Linked DNA regions of Homo sapiens: region 1 is linked to region 2. A link is a contact called in ENCODE Hi-C data. All regions are on one chromosome and are shown on one strand. Each heading gives the region's core, a stretch centred on a gene start or an enhancer-like site at or near the end of the contact. The rest is flanking DNA. Distances are from core to core; before and after follow the strand shown.

Region 1 (3,900 bases), core at 929-3,428, 2.2 Mb before region 2:
AGTTTCACCAACAACGCATCAAGTACTTTTTTTTTTTTAAGTAAAGAACCGAAGTCATTGAACTGGAGTCCCATTGATTCCCTCCCCCTCGCCTCCCCAAATCTGGCACCTGCCCAAGGTATCCTCAGAACCATTTGGGGTGTCCTTTGGCATTGGATAATAGAAATAAAATTTTACCTCTTTCTACCATAAATTGTACCACGTTTTATGTATTGCTGACCCCCTTCATCTGATTTATTGCTGTTTATTTTAGAATATTTTCTCTTTGAAATTTTTTTTTCAGTAAAAAGTTATGACACCAAGCACAGTGCTCCGAAGGCGGAGGCGGATGAGCGCGGGAGGCCTTCCTTCGTCTCCGTAGGCGACGCCCTCCCACCCCTTCCCTTGTTCTCATGGCACTCCTAGCTACTGGCAAAGGTAGACGCGCCAGTTTCTGCTGCTCCCCCACGGAATGGAAGCCCCAGAGGGCAGGGACCTAGTCTGTCACGTCCCAGGCCTCACCCCAGCTCCTCTGAGGCCCGGGTGCTGGGTCGAGGCATATGCCGGGCTGCGCGGGTGGCGGGGGAGGGGGAGCCCTGGAGCGCGGCCCCAGTCCTGGGAGAGGTGTCCTTCGAGGAAAGGGACAGAAGAAAGTTGAGGACAGAGGTCCAAGGGGAAGAAAGAGGGAAAGGATCGGCGTGAGGAGGACGTCCGGGCGGGGTGGGGAGGGCCCCCCGCGGGGTCGGGCCCACGGGCTTTCTAGGGCGCGTCGCCGCTCAGGGCCACGGGTGTGCTGTCAGCTCCCGTCCGGCCGCCCGGACGCTGTAACCTCCTCCGAGGCTGGCCCTTCTGGCTCGAGACAAGCTCGGGCCTGGCACGGAGCAGCGGGAAGGGCGGGAGATTGCCCCTAGTGGACTCCAAGTCCAGCTCCTGTCCCTGGGCGCGTCTCGACACTTGCTGGGTCACGGAGGAAACCGGGTCTCGGACCCCAGCCAGCACGGGCGCCCCCCTCGGCTTCGCTCCCTTTACCCAGCGGTGGCCTCGGAGGCCCGGGTGGGGCGCGCCGCTCACCTGGAGAGGAGGCTAGGGGTCGGGGGGACACGCGCGCCCTTAGGCCCCACTCCTGTCTTCTGCCCTTTTTATTCTCCCCCGCACCCTGGGGCGGGCGGCGCGGGGCCAGGGTTTGCGAGTGTCACCTGCTTTGGTAAGTAGGTGGGCGAGTGACGCACCGCGGCGTCGGCGCCGCCTTCCAGGCGCTCTCTCTGCCTCCAGAGGCGCCGGCACTGCGGGGCCCCAGTCATGCCCGCTGCCTCAGTCTTCCAACCCGAAAAGTGGGTGGGCGAAGGAAAGCTCGGCCGAGCTGCGTCTCCAACTCCCTGCTCTCCCCTAGGGGAGCCCACCAGCTCCAATCGCGACCTCTTCTGTCCCCAAACCACAGACCCTAGCCCGCCTCGGGGACCCGGATATGGAAGGGGCGGTGGAGAGCCCTGGCCTTGATTCTCCCTGGGTCGGGAGGGCGTTCCGGCGGCCGTGGGGCTGCAGCCCTTCCTCCCCGCCTGGAAGGTGAGGGTGTGGGAGGAGCGGGAGGGGGCGAGGCCGACACAATCCCCGTGCGACCAGCGGCGGAGCCCAGAGCCAGGTTAGGAGCGCGCTCAGGCGAGCTCGGCGGAAGGCCGAGAAGGTTCATCGGAGGCGGCGGCGAGCCGAGACCAGGAGACAGACGGGGCGGGGTGACGAGGCGGGCCCCACCCCAGGAGCGCGGGGCCACACGGACACCGGCGGGCGGTCTTCCCCGGGATGCGCTGGGATTGCAGGCCTCCAGCGGCCCCGCCCGCCGCCTCCGCCCTCCCGCTCCTGAGCTGCCAATCCAGCGGGTTCTGCCGGTCCTCGGCCGTGCGTCTGGGGTCTGGATTCCCGGCTCCACTCGCCGTGAGCGCGCGTGTCAGCCGACTCGCCCCGGACCGCATGGTGCAGCTCCCGCAGGGCCGCAGCCGCGGGTCGTCGCTGATTGCCAGCTCCGCGCCCACTGCACCGCTGCGCGGCCGCCTAGGGCTCATTGCGCGGAAGTCGGCCTGGTCCCTCCCCTGGGCTGGATGGGCCCGCTCCTCCCGAGCGGTCGTGCTCTGAGTTGAATGCGATAGAGGCTTCTGGGCGCGTCGCGGGCTAGGTCCAGGAGCTGTGATCCTCTCCGAGGTCTCAGTGTGCCCGCAGCGCCCCCTGCAGTGCGTCTCCTGCAAGGGGCCCGGAACACATTCCTGTCCCCGCCAGGCCTGGAGGCCCGAGCGCCTGCTTTTCATCCACTCTGCCCACCCGCCTCTGCGGTCGGCTGCCTTGGGCGCTGGCCTTAGCAGTTCTGAGTTTGAATTCAATCGCCAATACACAGAAAGCCACACAAATGTGAAGATTTGTGAATTATTATCAAATGAACACCTTTGTAACCACTACCCAAGCCAAGAAACAGTACTTTCCCCCAGAATACCTTACCCGTGCTCCTTCCCGATTTCACTCGACTCCCTCCTTCCCAAAGTAGCCACTCTCCTGCCTTTCATAGTAATTACTTACCCGAGTTTTTAAAAAATTGTTGTCACCCAAGTTCGCCTCTCTAGAGGCTATAAATTAGACTTGCTCATTTTGTTAATATATTTTAAGTCTCTTTAATTTGTAGTTTCTTTCTCCATCACTTTCTTTTCCTTGCAATGTATCCTTGGAAGAATCTGAAGAGATTTCTAGTCTGGATTTCACTGATTGCATTCTCCTGGTGCAGTTCAACACATCTCCCTGTTTTCTGCATTTCCTGCAAATTGACAGCTGGATCCAAAGGCTTGATCAGACTCAGGTTCAAGATTTTTGGTGAGACTCCAGGTGGTGGAGTGCTGTTTTGTCAGGAGGCACATAATGTCTGGTTGTCTCTATTTTTTGAGATCTGAGGAGAGACGATGTCCAATGCTTACATTCATTAATTCACTGGGGGATGAAAATGGTGATATACTAATTATATAATTTATTTTTCATTTATCATCTGGGTTGATTTTATAAAGAGACTCTTCTCCTCATCTGCTATTTGGTTACCCAGTGGAACCGTTCACAGAGGAAAGGCGGGTAAATGCTTGTTTCTTTGCATTTATTTATCCGTTTTCAAGATGACGAATTGCTACCCTGTCATCCTCCCAAAATGAAGAGTTAAAAAAATATACCATCACGATGCCAAGGATTTAAATGTGCTAGATGGATTTCAATACGTTGCAGTTACTGTCAGTAGTAACATACAAATTGTCCCCTCTTTGGGCAGCTGGAGCCCTTCAGGTTAATCCTTGGGTCCTTTAGATGTGACCCTAGTAGCCTTTGAACACTTCCTTGTTATCTGGAATGACAAGACATCTTACCAGTTTGGGGTGCTAGGAATCCTCTTCACTTCTTGGTTGATCTTTGTTTCTAGGTCTTTTCAATGGAGGAGCTGTAAATTACATATATGATAAAATACACTGGGAATTTATACTGATGTAACTACGTTAAGTGGAGGACTTCTTGATTACACCTGTATTTCTTTTCTTCCACACTGGGAATCCTGGTTCTTAAGGACACCAGGAATAACTGAATTAGAATCCAATTAGTCATTTGTTTTATTTCAATTTATATACTTACAGGTTCAGAATAACAATATCAATACCATAACTAGCTATAATTTCTGAAAACACCTAAAACTTTTTCTTTCTGCATATGTTATTTTTATCCCCCCCATTTTTTTTTTTTTTTTTTTGAGACAGAGTCTTGCTCTGTTGCCCAGGCTGGAGTGCAGTGGCACAATCTTGGCTCACTGCAACCTCTGCCTCCTGGGTTCAAGCGATTCTCCTGCCTCAGTCTCCCGAGTAGCTGGGATTACAGGCACATGCCACCATGCCTGGCTAATTTTTGTATTTTTAG
Region 2 (3,976 bases), core at 1-2,500:
GAATGTCTTTGAGTCGGCTTCCCATCTGTGAAATGGGCACAGGACTATCTCTCTCACAAGCCTGTATTGAGGCATGTATGAGAAGCCATCTGCACCAAGGTGCTCACACAGCTCTTAAAGGAGGTGGGGCCACAGGTGGACTTTGATGTTTAAGACAGTGATGAAATGAGAAGACACTTCAAGTACAGGGTCACCCTGAACAAGGCCTGGAAGAGAGGAGCCTCTGCCCAGGGCAGGCATGGGGGAAAGTCTGACCACAGGTGCAGGAGGCTCAGATGCCACCCATTCACTGGACACGTGACCTGGGCTGAGCCATGCGCTTGGCTCCAGGGACACAGAAGACACTGTGCCTCGCCTCAAGGAGCTCCTGTTGGTGGAGGAAGCTGTGCAGACAAGTGACTGTCTCACAGCATTGTAAGTGCTGTCTATACTGAAGGAAGGGGACGTAGGTTGCTCAGTCAGAAGGTGGGGGAGGGAGGGGACACTCTGCAGAGATGGAATAAGATTGGGTCGGAGATGGCCTGGCATGGTAGGCCAGGTCATGGTGGGCTTCCTGGACCAGCAGAGGAATCAGACTGGCAAAAGGGAGGCCGGGGGATCCTTCAGCCGGGTAGAGACTGATGACAGGAATGCTTTGGGCTCCTTTTCCATCAGAGTGGGTCTGAGTTCCCTTTAATAATGGTGCATGGGTGCCTGAACACTTGCTAGGCTCTGGCCTCAGATGGTGTCAGAGGGTTCAGAGCCCCTGGGCCTATGAGAGGTGGTGGGTAGGAGGAATATTTTTCGGAAGAAATTAGGATGTTTCCCATGCACCCTGATGAGCCTCTGCCTGGGCTGCTCTCAAACCTCCACTCCCAAACTGAGGGAAGAGAGATACCCTCTCATATTGTTTTATATTGTTTTATACTCAGTACCTCTTTTAAGAAAAAACAAGGAAGTAAAACCAAAGACAGGCAGCCCGGCGCCAGGCCTGAAACCAGGCCTGGGCCTGCCTGGACTAAACCCAGTAGTTAAAAATCAACTCATAACTTAAAAACCAATGTTATTCATAGATTCCAGACATTGTATAGAAGAACATTGTGAAACTCCCTGCCCTGTTCTGTTTCTCTCTGACCACCGGTGCATGCAGCCCCTGTCACGTACCGCCTGCTTGCTCAAATCAATCACGACCCTTTCATGTGAAATCTTTAGTGTTGTGAGCCCTTAAAAGGAACAGAAATTGTGTATTCAGGGAGCTCAGATTTGAAGGCAGTAGCTTGCCGATGCTCCCAGCTGAATAAAGCCCTGCCTTCTACAACTCAGTGTCTGAGAGGTTTTGTCTGCGGCTCACCCTGCTACATTTCTTGGTTCCCTGACTGGGAAACGAGGTGACTGACGGATGGCCGAGGCAGCCCCTTAGGCGGCTTAGGCCTGCCCTGTGGAGCATCCGTGAGGGGAACTCCGGCCAGCCTGAGTGACGTGATCCAAAGAGCGCTCCCGGGTAGGCAATTGCCCCAATGGAACGCCTTGCCAGAGCAGCGTGTAGCAGGCCCCCACGGAAGATTAACACAGTGGCTGAACACCAGGAAGGAACTGGCACTTGGAGTCCGGACATCTACAACTTGGTAAGACTAGTCTTTGGAACTTGCCCCACTCCATCTGAGTGGAAGCGTGGCCTGATCACCCACAGTGTGCCTGTATTGGCATTTTGTTCTGGTTTTGACTTGGCTTGAGTTGGTAAGACTAGTCTTTGGAACTTGCCCTACTCCATCTGGGTGGAAACATGGCCTGATCACCCACGGCATGCCTGCATTGACACTTTTGTTCTGGTTTTGACTTGACTTAGATTGTGTGATACTTTGGTTTTAGTTTTGACCTGGCTTGGATTTCTGGATACTCTGATTTTGGTTTGGTGTAAACTGCAAAAGTGTGTGTGTGCCCTTTTTACCTGTTTTTTGTTTTGTGGTGTGTGTGTGGTGTGAACATGGTGTTTTGTCTTGAAGAAGCATGGGTCAGGCAAAAATAAGCCCACCCCACTAGGAACTATGTTAAAAAAAATAAAAATTTCAAGAAAGAATTTAAGGGAGATTACGATGTTACTGTGACACCAGGAAAACTTAGAACTTTGTGTGAAATAGACTGGCCAGCATTAGAGTGGGTTGGTCATCAGAAAGAAGCCTGGACAGGTCCCTTGTTTCAACGGTATGACACAGGGCAACCTGTAAGCCAAGGCACCCAGACCAGTTTCCATACATAGACAGTTACAGCTGGTTTTAGACCCCCTTCCCCTCCACAGTAGTTAAAAGAACAGCAGCATAAGCAGTTGGGAGAGGCAAGGAAAGACCAGCAGAGAAAAAAAAAAAAGAGGCCATCTATACCAATTCTAAGTTAATTTAGACTAAACAAGGTCTTATTAATAGCAAAGGATAATTGAAATCCCAAACTTACAAGGTTTTCAACAAAAGTGAAGTTTGCTAAAAGTTAACAGCATAACATATATTGTGGTAACTTCTAATCTTGTGGCCTTAGAGAGTCTAGTCCAAAGACATAAAGAAAGTTCGCTTTAAAAAAAGGAATGGTTATCTTCAAAAAAAAAAGCGGGGGGGAGGCAGAATTTATGTAAAAAGAGTGTTATATGGTAAATTCTTGTCCTGAAATAAATTAACTGGTTGTTTAAAGAAAAAAAATGTTTGTAATAAGTCAGAAAGTTGAGGCATGTTGAAGAATTGTCGGCGAAAGTTGTGAAAGAAAAAATGTTATAAAAAAATTTATGCAAAAAAGCCTCCTGAGTACTACTATTGAAGAAACAGTTTATGTGCAAGGTGTATAAAAATAGTAAAATATACCTTTGGTAAAAAGATTATAAGGAGGCATAAGAATGTGGATTTTTACCAACATTAAAAGGTTAAAAAATTATTGTTTTGAAAGTTTAAGCAAGTTTTAAAACTTTAATTGTAAAGAAAATTCTGTGTATAAACATATTAGCTAAAGTTAAAAAGGTATCATCCAGCTTTTCTGTGAACTGGACATTAAAGTAAAAATGCAACAGGTTTTTCTTAAAGCATCAACCTGCTCTTTAACAAAAATTATAAAAGGTTAAAAAGAGTCTATAAAATCTCACCTTATGGTCAAACATGAAAAATTGGATAAATATATCTACAAGGTTTTATTAAAATTAAGTTTAACATTAATAACACACTAATATAAAGGTAAAATTTAGCTTATCTGGTATAAAAATCATACAAGAAGCATTATTAAATATAAAATGGTGTTTAACTTTCTTTGGTCTAAAAACTAATAAAAATAGGTACTAAAGGAAACATTCCTTTTACTAGAGGATCATAGAAGTTAAAGACTTAAAACAAACTTTGGAAATTAAGACAGCATACCAAGATGCAAATGCCTGGTTGAAATGGATCAAATATTCCATCTGCACATTAAACAAAAGCAATTGTTATGCTTGTGCACATGGCAGGCCAGAGGCCCTGATTGTCCCCCTTCCACTAAGGTGGTCCTCCAGTCGACCAGGCGTGGGCTGCATGGTAGCTGTTTTCCAGGATTCTACAGCCTGGAGTAATAAGTCATGCCAAGCTCTCTCTGCTATATCCTGAAGTCCCTGAGGGTCAGCCCCCGAAGGCCATCCAGCTTCTGTCTCCCAACGCTAAGTTCACTTCTTGTCTCTCGTGGCAGGGAGGAGACTTAGCATTCCTTGGAGACCTGAAGGGATGCAGTGAGCTTAAGAATTTTCAAGAGCTTATCAATCAGTCAGCCCTTGTTCATCCCCGAGTGGATGTGTGGTGGTATTGTGGTGGACCTTTACTGGGCACTCTGCTGAATAACTAGAGTGGCACTTGTGCTTTAGTCCATTTGGCTATCCCTTTTACCCTGGCACTTCATCAACCAGAGGAAGAAAAAAATAAAATAAAATAAAAATCATAAAGTGAGAGAAGCCCCTTATAGGTCTTTCAACTCTCACATCTATTTAGATGCAATTGAA

Evidence for each region. A loop is a pair of places that touch in the nucleus more often than their neighbours do. Pooled maps may share reads with other maps.
Region 1: a loop to region 2 is called in a map with no recorded cell type, with 8 times the contacts of the local background. The contact joins the enhancer-like site here to the promoter of CERNA2 in region 2. A Hi-C loop is called at or near these places in 8 of 37 single-sample maps with no recorded cell type and 5 of 50 pooled maps.

Annotation. Positions count from the first base shown.
Region 1 is chr10:86,398,274-86,402,173 of GRCh38, reverse strand. It overlaps LOC124902473 (a long non-coding RNA gene), which reads left to right. Exons shown (of 2, transcript XR_007062221.1): 2 at 1-193. Among named protein-coding and RNA genes, the nearest start is that of GRID1, 33 kb to the right of the region's middle. RefSeq lists silencers at 674-733, 854-903, 974-1,023, 1,714-1,763, 1,774-2,003 and enhancers at 413-1,406, 2,154-2,203, 2,008-2,302, 2,294-2,343, 1,407-2,400. Within about 2 kb of position 2,178, at least 21 of the 41 ENCODE cell types and tissues checked have a DNase peak (open chromatin) inside an H3K27ac peak, as active enhancers do.
Region 2 is chr10:84,169,350-84,173,325 of GRCh38, reverse strand. CERNA2 (competing endogenous lncRNA 2 for microRNA let-7b) reads left to right here and starts at 1,250. Exons shown (of 2, transcript NR_134505.1): 1 at 1,250-1,604. RefSeq lists enhancers at 6-55, 876-1,115, 1,466-1,515, 1,430-1,931.